Linked DNA regions of Homo sapiens: regions 1 and 2 are each linked to region 3. Evidence: chromatin contacts called from ENCODE Hi-C or POLR2A ChIA-PET data. All regions are on one chromosome and are shown on one strand. The core of a region is the stretch at or near the end of the contact, and the rest is flanking DNA. Distances in the headings are between cores, read along the strand shown.

Region 1 (2,787 bases), core at 221-2,720, 390 kb after region 3:
TCCCGCTTCGGCCTCCCAAAGTGCTGGAATTACAAGCGTGAGCCACCGCGACTGGCCTCGTGTTATTTTTCTGTCCACTCACACAGCTTTATGAGAACTTTCGGCAAAGGTTTCTGATGGATGGGCATTGTATCTTCACTGTCTTGAGATTTAGAGAAGAAACTGTTTAAGAACTACTTCCATCATGATGCATCCTCAGGAGATGTGGATGAACTGCGGAGATGTGGGGTGAAGATGAACAAGAGATGAGTGAGTTTGTGTCTCCCTCTAAAGAAAGTGGCTTTTGTCAAAATGTACTTGTAAAGAAGTGTATAGGCTGGGCAAAGTGGCTCACGCCTGTAATCCCAAAACTTCAGGAGGCTGAGGCGGAAGAATCGCTTGAGCCCAGGAGTTGGAGACCAGCCTGGGCAACACAGTTAGATCCCGTGGGTAAAAAAGTGCAAAAATTAGCATGGTGGTGCATGCCTGTAGTTCCAGCTCTTCGGGAGCCTGGGCTGCAGTGAGCCGTGATGGCCCCACCACACTCCAGCCTGGGCGAGTGAGACCCTGTCTCAAAAAAAAAAAAAAAAAAAAAGGCAATTAACCCACAATTTTCAAGGCAATTGTTATGCTTTATTACAAGAAGTGTTTGAAATGCATCCCATTTGTAGATCCCTAGAAGTAAAATAGTCACCTTTGTTTACACTCACACCAAACACAGTTTTTGGAAGAGATATCGCAGACTTCATTATTATCCCCAGATTAAAGGTCAGTTTTGAGTCTTTTTATTTTGTCTCGACCTTATTACCTTCCTAGCCAAAACATGGAAGTAAAACATCTTTTCTACGTTAATACTGCATTTCCAGGGGTCTTGGGGTGTTCCGGGGGAGGGTGAGGTCCCCTCTCTGTCATGGCGGGGTGTGGACGCGGTCGCCTTCTCCTGGCGCCGCGGTACCTAGGACAGGAGGAAGAGGCCAGGAAGGGTCCAGGGAGGCTCAGGCCGGGTCTGCGACTTGCCGGTGGGTGGCGGCAACGACCCTGTGGGCACCAGCCCGTCAGACGGCCCCAGCTCCGAGCCCGGCTGCGAGCCCTCTCCAGCCTGCAGCCGCTCCTCTCCCGGCCCTACTCCCCGCCCGGCACTGACGTCCAGCCCCGCCCGTGCAGTGAGGCCAGAGCCTGGTGTAGCCCCACGCGGGGCCGTTCCATCTTCGAAGTTTTCTGGTGACTGGGTCGGTCCCGCAATTATCTCAGATCAGGGGGGAAGCCAAGGGCAACGGGACACCCTGATGTATCAAACACCTCCCCCTGGAGCCCCATCGCGCATGCGCACCCTGGAGGCAAGCGCTCGAGGCACAGGGCGCGGCTTGGGGAGGGAGGAGGCAGGGCGGTGGTTGGGCAAGAGAAGAGCCGCGCCCACCACGGAACATCTCTGCGCATGCGCCGGGGGCCAGCTTCTGGTACTTTTGACGCGTCTGCTAACGTAGTCCCTCAGTGCGCATCCGGACGTAGGAGGTGGAGGTTGTGGAATTCGCCGTTCGAAAGCAGGGACTAAAAGCCCCACTTCGTCTTACGTTCCGAAAGGAAGGCGTCTGTTGAGCCTTTCTCTCAGTCGTGAGGGAGGCGTCGACGGCGTGCGGTAAGTTTTCTGCTGACGGGGTCTCTCAGGACCACCGCAGTGGTCTCTCAGGAGTGAGGGACGGGAAACGTGCCGGGCCCCGCGTTTGGGGAACGCAGCGTTTCGCTTCAAGGCCGCGGCCTCAGGGCGCCGAGCGGGGTTTCTAGGGCTCGGTTCCTGTCGCGGCGGTCGCCGCCCGCGCCGTGGCTCCGCCTCCCGGAGGTTCCCCGACTGTGGCTTCCGGGTGGCCAGGCGCCGGCTTCCGCGACTCGACTTGTTTTTTCTCTCTTGGTTTTTTAGGAAGTCCTGAGTTGAGGCTTGCGGGATCCTTTCCGGAGAAAGCGCAGGCTAAAGCCGCAGGTGAAGATGTCCAACTACGTGAACGACATGTGGCCGGGCTCGCCGCAGGAGAAGGATTCGCCCTCGACCTCGCGGTCGGGCGGGTCCAGCCGGCTGTCGTCGCGGTCTAGGAGCCGCTCTTTTTCCAGAAGCTCTCGGTCCCATTCCCGCGTCTCGAGCCGGTTTTCGTCCAGGAGTCGGAGGAGCAAGTCCAGGTCCCGTTCCCGAAGGCGCCACCAGCGGAAGTACAGGCGCTACTCGCGGTCATACTCGCGGAGCCGGTCGCGATCCCGCAGCCGCCGTTACCGAGAGAGGCGCTACGGGTTCACCAGGAGATACTACCGGTCTCCTTCGCGGTACCGGTCCCGGTCCCGTAGCAGGTCGCGCTCTCGGGGAAGGTCGTACTGCGGAAGGGCGTACGCGATCGCGCGGGGACAGCGCTACTACGGCTTTGGTCGCACAGTGTACCCGGAGGAGCACAGCAGATGGAGGGACAGATCCAGGACGAGGTCGCGGAGCAGAACCCCCTTTCGCTTAAGTGAAAAAGGTGGGTGGGTCATTTACCTTTCCATTTGTGGTAATGTATGGTGGCAGTATATGAGTAGGCTAGGGAACCAACGTTGCTGTGTAGTTTCAATATTAGTTCCTTTAGTGCCCGAAATCTTTTTGGAGGAAAGAGGGAGGACATTACCTGTATTTAAGTGGACAGCATTCTCTTTAGGGTTAAAGGTCAACTGGATGTTAAATGGCTCAGGATGTAGGGAACTTTTTTTCCTATTGGCTGACTGTTCTTAGTGGGTGGAGCCTTTTAAATGTTATGATTAAGTTAAAGGTTCTAAGTTAACGTGATTGGG
Region 2 (3,236 bases), core at 222-2,721, 440 kb before region 3:
TGCTCTCACCTCTGCCCCTGCAAAGTAGCTGGGACCATAGGTGTGCACCACCATGCCCGGCTAATTTTTGCATTTTTTGTAGAGACGAGGTTTCGCCATGTTGCCCAGGTTGGTCTCAAACTCCTGAACTCAAATGATCCTCCCGCCTCAGCCTCCCAATGTGCCGAGATTACAGATGCGAGCCACTGCGCCCAGCCTCCAGTCTGATCTTTCTTCTGAGTTCAGCTGTACTTTTCCATCTGCCTGCTGGTTGACCCATAGAACAGTCACCTCAAAGTCATGTGTTCTTCCCAAACAGCTCTCCACCTCCCATCTCCTTCTAAATCTCTACACTCTCCCTTGACTGTTGCTGAGCACCTTGAATCTCCCTTCCTCATTCTCTCACTTCTGTCTCTTCCTTGGCCACCTTCCTAGACCAGGGAGGCAGCCAAGTACCATAGTGTGATAGGATCACACGCAAGCACTTTGAAAGTACTCAGACCTGGGCTCAAATCCCAGCTCTGCCATTCAGTTCATTTCACAGGGTCTGGGTTTATTGGTCTGTGTAGGGAAGTTGTGCCTTGCTGGTGGCTGAAGAGTAAGTGAGATGATGTTGGAGGTGACAACAGCTGGCACACAGTAGGTATTTGATGAGTGACAGTGCCTTGCCCTTTCCCTACCAATCTTGGGGAACTGTCTTGTTTTCCTCATAGCTTGGCTCGTTCTACTTAGGAAGCAGAGAGGTAGTTGAAGTTCTTGGGTAATCATTGACTCTCAAAATATCTCTCTGGGGGAACCAAGATCTCCAATATCCCTTTTCAAAGTATTTTAAACAGTTAGCTTAATTTGCAATCATAATGCTATCATTAACTGAGTGTTTATTACCTGTCAGTTACTTTGCTAAGTGCTTTATGTATTTTGTCTTCTTTCATCCTCATGACAACTCTATGAAAAAAGTTCCATTATCGTCTCCATTTTATAGTTCAGGAAACTGAGGCTCAGAAAAATGAATTGACTGGCTTAAAGTCACATAGCTAGTTAAAGGATGAAACTGGGACTTGAACCTACATTTATCTGGCACCAAAAACCTGAGTGCCTGATCACTAGACCATCCTGCCTCACAGCCTATCTGGCCAAAGTAGGGAGAGTCAACATGTTTCATTTCCTGCATGGCTAGAAGCTCAGAAAAGTGAGAGGTTTGTTCAGAGTCCCATAATGGACTGGACACTAAGCCAGGGTATGGTGGGTCTGGCCCCAGGTCCCAAACCTGCCCCAGCAGAGAAAACTGGGAGGTCTGAGACTTCAGGGCAGCTTGGACCTTCCTCCTAGAGCTGGACTGCCTCCCCAGAGCAACCGAGCCATAAACACAAGCAGCTCTTTCAACACGACACTGAGCCTGAGTCACTGAGTATTTATAGATGGGCCTCTTCTCCTCGCCTCAGCTTTGCCAGGATTTATCAGGTTCACCTGGGGTTTGGAGGGTGACAACCTGTTTATCATCCAAGGTGCCCAAGCAGGATGTTGGGACATTCTCCGAGAACGAGATCTGGAGTCCTGCCTGTGTTTAGACCTGGCCTGACCCCCCACACCCAGACTGAGGCAATTCTCCCTATCCAAGGTGTGCCCTCTTCTACCAAATACTCCCCATGCTTACCCCATCACAACCTTATATACCTAGGGAATTCATGGTCTCAGGTTAAAATGGGACAGAAATGCTGCTTCTTTCAGGAAGACATCCTGGATTGATCTAGGAAGGTTAAAAACTTTCCCTAACCCCACTGCTCTGAGGGAGTAAACTCTCTCATTGGTCAGATAATTAAATTAATCATAATAACATTTGCTAAGACTGGGAGGACAAGGTAGGAGGATTGCTTGAGGGCAAGAGTTCGAGACCAGCCTGGTTACATAGAGAGACCCTGTCTCTACAAAAAAAAATAAAAAGAATTACCCGGGTGTGGTGGCACATGCCTGTAGTCCCAGCTACTCAGAGGCTGAGGCAGGAGGATCACTTGAGCCCGGGAGGTTGAGGCTGCAGTGAGCTGTGACTGCATCACTGCACTTCAGCCTGGACAACAGAGACAGAGAGAGAGAGAGAGAGAGAGAGAGAGAGAGAGAGAGAGAGAGCCTGTCTCAAAAAAAAGTAAAACAAACATTTTCTAAGGACATTCTATGTGCCAGATACTATGCTAAGACTTTTAACATTACCTTTTTGTTTTTTTTTTTAAAGATGGGGTCTTGCTGTGTTGCCCAGGCTGGAGTGCAGTGGTGCAATGACAGCTCACTACAGCCTCAAACTCCTGGGCTCAAGCGATCCTCCCGCTTCAGCCCCCTGAGCAGCTTGAATTACAGGTGTGTGCCACAGCACTCAGATTAACGTTATCTTTTTGAATCCTCACAATTTTATAAGTTAAATATTAATTTAACATCATCTTTATAGATAAGGAAACTGAGGCTCACAGAGGTAAAGTAACTTGCCCAAGCCACACGGCTTTCCTCCTAGTAAGTAGCAGGACTGTGCTCAAAATCTACGTTTTCCTTGGTTCAGTGGTCCAAGCTGTAGGTGACCTTGGACAAGTTACTTCACCTCTGAACTCAGTTTATCTGTAAAACAGAGACATTAATACCGACAGTTGTACAGACTGAATAAACCCAGTACACAGTAGGCTCCCAACTGCTGACTGCTGTCCCACACCTGATAAATTTGTTTGTTCTAAGTTGCTTAGGACAATCAGCCAGGCCACATCTGGCTCAACTCTGGGGACTTGAACCTGGGACCCAGGCTGTTCCAGCCACCCCTGCTCCTCTGCCCCTACTCTTTCCATCTCCTTAATAGCCATCATGTCCTGAGTGACTCAGAACACAGGGGCGGGGTGGGTGAAGGGGGCTGGGGAAAGTAGGGTGGTGAGTGAATAGGGGGATTGGGGGTGGTTGTGTACAGAGGCACAGTAGATAGACCTGGCTCTCGCTCCTGGGATCTATTTTGGATGGGGCCAGCCTCCAGGCTGCTGGAAGCTGGAGGTGGAGGTCAGTGCTGAGTTAACGGAGCGGCTCTTGGAGCCAGATTTAGTGGTTGAGTTCTGACCACAGAGGGTGGCTTAGCTGCGGGCACTGGGCCAAAGCCACTTCTGTGATTCCTGCCGTGGGGTTCTGGGTCTTTGTACAGGGCACCATGCTCCTTTCTACTGTCTTTACCACACCCTCCCCAGCCCAGTACAGAGCCTCTAACTTGAGATTCAAACAGATTTGGGATCAAGGCC
Region 3 (3,149 bases), core at 30-2,529:
AAATTAGCTGGGTGGGGTGGCGGGTGTCTGTAATCCCAGCTACTCGGGAAGCTGAGGCAAATAATAATAATAATAATAATAATAATAAATATATATATATAAAAGGCCAGGCGTGGTGGGTCAGGCCTGTAATCCCAACACTTGGGGAGGCCGAGACAGGTGGATTATCTGAGATCAGGAGTTCGTGACCAGCCTGGCCAACACAGTGAAATCCCATCTCTACTAAAAATACAAAAAAAAAAAAAAAAAAAAATTAGCCAGGCGTGGTGGCGGGTGCCTGTAGTCCCAGCTACTCAGGAGGCTGAGGCTGGAGAATCGCTTAAAACCAGGAGGCAGAGGTTGCAGTGAGCAGAGATCGTGCTATTGAACTCCAGCCTGGGTGACAAGAATGAAACTCTGTTTCAAAGGTAAGTAAATAAATTAATTAATTAATTAATTAATTAAAAGGGAGGTAGGACTAAGGACTGCAGCCAGACAAAATAAGAGGATAGAGGGAGAGGATGGAGAACTAGAAGGTCCCTCCCCAACCCCGTCCCTCTGCAATCTAAGAAATGGCGTCCACCTGGGAGAATGGGCAGAAATGGACCCATGCAGAAATGTCTCAGCGTCTAATTAAACATCTTAGACTCTGCTGCGCATGAGAAGGGAACCTACGTCCCCCACAGAACCCTGACAAATGAGTCATTTCCAATCAATCTATCACCATAGCATCTGGGTACCTCAGGAAGATGAAAATAAGACCAATACATAAATGAAAACCAATATACAAACAATCATCTCCCCACACAGGCCTCCAGGAAACCACAGCTACAACCATCTGCCAAGCTCCATCCTCGTCACTGCTTCCTGCAGCCAGCGGCCTCGGAGCAAGCTTGGTTTCATATACGATTTAACAGAGGGAAATATATTCTCTGAAGTCTGACTCTCTATGAATGCTCTTAGGCTAAATGTCCACCCCTTGAAGCTGGAATGAAATAAGTCTGGGACAAATAGGATGTGTTTTCTATGCTGTATTAGCCAAAGAATTTGCTAGAAATAGTTGGGGCAGATTGAAGAACGATTGCAAGTTGGCAAAGGTTGAGAATTCACAGGTTTCTTGCATAGAAACAGAGCTCTCCAAGGGACCATCATTAAGCCCTGGGGAGGATTCTCACACTAATCTACAGCATATTCTCACTTTCTGCTGCTCTGCCAGAGGTGGCCTGGATAGATTTGATCTGATCAACCCAGGTCAGCAATTCTCAGGTGAAGTCACGTCTAGCACCTGGCATGGCTGAGATGAAACAGCAGAGCACGGCTGCAGAGTCGGAACCACCTGGGACTGGGTTAGGCTCTTTCACTTCTTCAGTATCTCCTATTTCCTGAGCATCAATCAGTTACTGGATTTTACAGATGACCACCGGCTTTGTTGCCCTCAGGATCTCTGTAAGGCCCTCAGGATCTCTGTAAGGGCAAGGCTGCTTAGCTAATGAGAATAGCAGAGGCAGCCACAGGAGGGAGGGCGATGGCCTGTGGGGAAATCGACTTCGGGACAAGCAAATATTTTCATTTCAGCTGTTTATGTCCTGGCTACTTCCTCAAAAAAGATTTAGGTGGGACAGGCAAATATTGATGCAGCCAAGTAATATTTCCCTACATCCATGCATCTGTATGTGGTTAGAAGTGATTCCAGTACATGCCAAGATTACACAATAAAATTCCTTAAAGCCAGAGACTCGTCTTTGTCTTTCCTTCAGCTCTTGCAACTGAGACTCAATAGATGGTAGGTGTTTTCAATATTTCTCTTAAAGTTTTAATAAATTCATGGCTTATCCGTATCATGTAAACAGTGTCTGCTCTTAACTCTGGAAAACTCAGTTTTGACTCTTGTCTCCAGCTTTTTTCTCACTCAATTTCGGTGCAGGTCTTAATAAATACAGAAAATTTCCAACCTCTTCCATAAGTGGGTCAAAGGGAACTACAGCCAGAAAAGAGATAAGTCGAGGCTAAGACAAAATTGCCATAGGTTCATTCTAAAGATTTTTCAATCCCTGTGCTCAGGCTACACCCAAGACCAATTAAATTTGCATCTGTGATTTAATTGGAGGAACTCAGGCATCAGTATTTACTAAAATGCCCCAGATAATTCCGGACTGCAATAAAGGGTAGATACCCTGGTCTAAAGATTCACAAGACCGGTTCTTTTACATGCCTATCCAGGCTATGACAGTTTCTACGCTCTTCCATTCCAAAGTGAAAACTCTTCCTCTAAGTTATCACCCACTAGCCTTCAAATGATGTCACAGAAAGAACATCACCCTTGGAGTGGGGAGGGGAGGTTTAAGTCTAGGCATCACAATTTAAACTGGTGGGACCTGGGGTTGGTCACATCCCTTTTCAGGGTCTTCAGCCTCTCAGCCATAAAACAGGATGACAGCCCATGCTCTGTATGCCGCAAGGCTGTTGGCTGGATCAGCTAAACTCTTAAGAGGATGTGTGGGCTCTAAGAATACCCCGCGCACTGGGAATTTTTGACCTGATCTGTCCAGGAAGCATTGTTCCAGCCTAGCCCCGACTACCCTTCAAAGCAGACTCCCTGAGGATTCTTACATTTAAAAGACTACAGGCTATACAGAATCCAAAACCCCCTTCTCTAACAGGCAAGTCGACTTCGAGTTCCAGAGCTCACAAACCTGAATCCCGCTCCTATTAGCGCCAAGTTGAACAGCACTTCACTCAGAGCACAGAGAACCTTATCATGCTATAATCTACTCCAGTGCCTAATCACAGAAATGTCTAATGTTGGTCTCCCTTGGCTCGATCTGGATTGATACCTTTCTGGCACCATTTTTAGTTACTCAAGGATCAACAATCAGGCATAGATATCCTAGCATGATTATAGGGAAGTTATTACACAATACCGCCTCTGAGTGTACATTAGTGTGGGGTCTCTACCCCTCACTTAATTATACACACAAAAATGCCAGTATCTGAAACTGCTAGAGAAGTCTCTAGACTGAGCTATTATTCTGCCAAAACATGAACCTTTCTCTACAAAGGGTTTCCTTATAATCTGAAGTAGCAAAATTGATTCTATTTTATAGGCTGTTCTCTAAGGTCCAGTTCTGAAAGGAAGAAACTAAAGTCTTCTTTTTCTTATTGATTCTTAT

What was found. Hi-C counts contacts between places; a loop is a spot of excess contacts on that map. ChIA-PET counts read pairs that join two places held with the same protein, here RNA polymerase II (POLR2A). Pooled maps may share reads with other maps.
Region 1: a pooled map shows a loop between it and region 3 (2.1-fold over the local background). The contact joins the promoter of RSRP1 here to the enhancer-like site in region 3. A Hi-C loop is called at or near these places in 1 of 50 pooled maps. POLR2A ChIA-PET finds 5 or more read pairs at or near these places in 3 of 52 experiments (CD4-positive, alpha-beta T cell, activated CD4-positive, alpha-beta T cell and activated CD4-positive, alpha-beta memory T cell).
Region 2: POLR2A ChIA-PET joins it to region 3 with 14 read pairs in Panc1. The contact joins two enhancer-like sites. POLR2A ChIA-PET finds 5 or more read pairs at or near these places in 2 of 52 experiments (Panc1 and WTC11).

The regions. Positions count from the first base shown.
Region 1 is chr1:25,246,137-25,248,923 of GRCh38, reverse strand. RSRP1 (arginine and serine rich protein 1) reads left to right here and starts at 1,470. Exons shown (of 5, transcript NM_020317.5): 1 at 1,470-1,615; 2 at 1,895-2,480. The coding sequence starts at 1,961. RefSeq lists enhancers at 1,230-1,954, 1,955-2,679.
Region 2 is chr1:26,081,571-26,084,806 of GRCh38, reverse strand. No RefSeq gene overlaps it. Among named protein-coding and RNA genes, the nearest start is that of TRIM63, 16 kb to the right of the region's middle. Within about 2 kb of position 1,471, at least 5 of the 41 ENCODE cell types and tissues checked have a DNase peak (open chromatin) inside an H3K27ac peak, as active enhancers do.
Region 3 is chr1:25,640,526-25,643,674 of GRCh38, reverse strand. The region is part of intron 1 of MAN1C1 (mannosidase alpha class 1C member 1); the gene reads right to left. Among named protein-coding and RNA genes, the nearest start is that of MAN1C1, 25 kb to the right of the region's middle. RefSeq lists an enhancer at 666-715. Within about 2 kb of position 1,279, at least 10 of the 41 ENCODE cell types and tissues checked have a DNase peak (open chromatin) inside an H3K27ac peak, as active enhancers do; they include CD4-positive, alpha-beta T cell, where a contact is called at or near this core.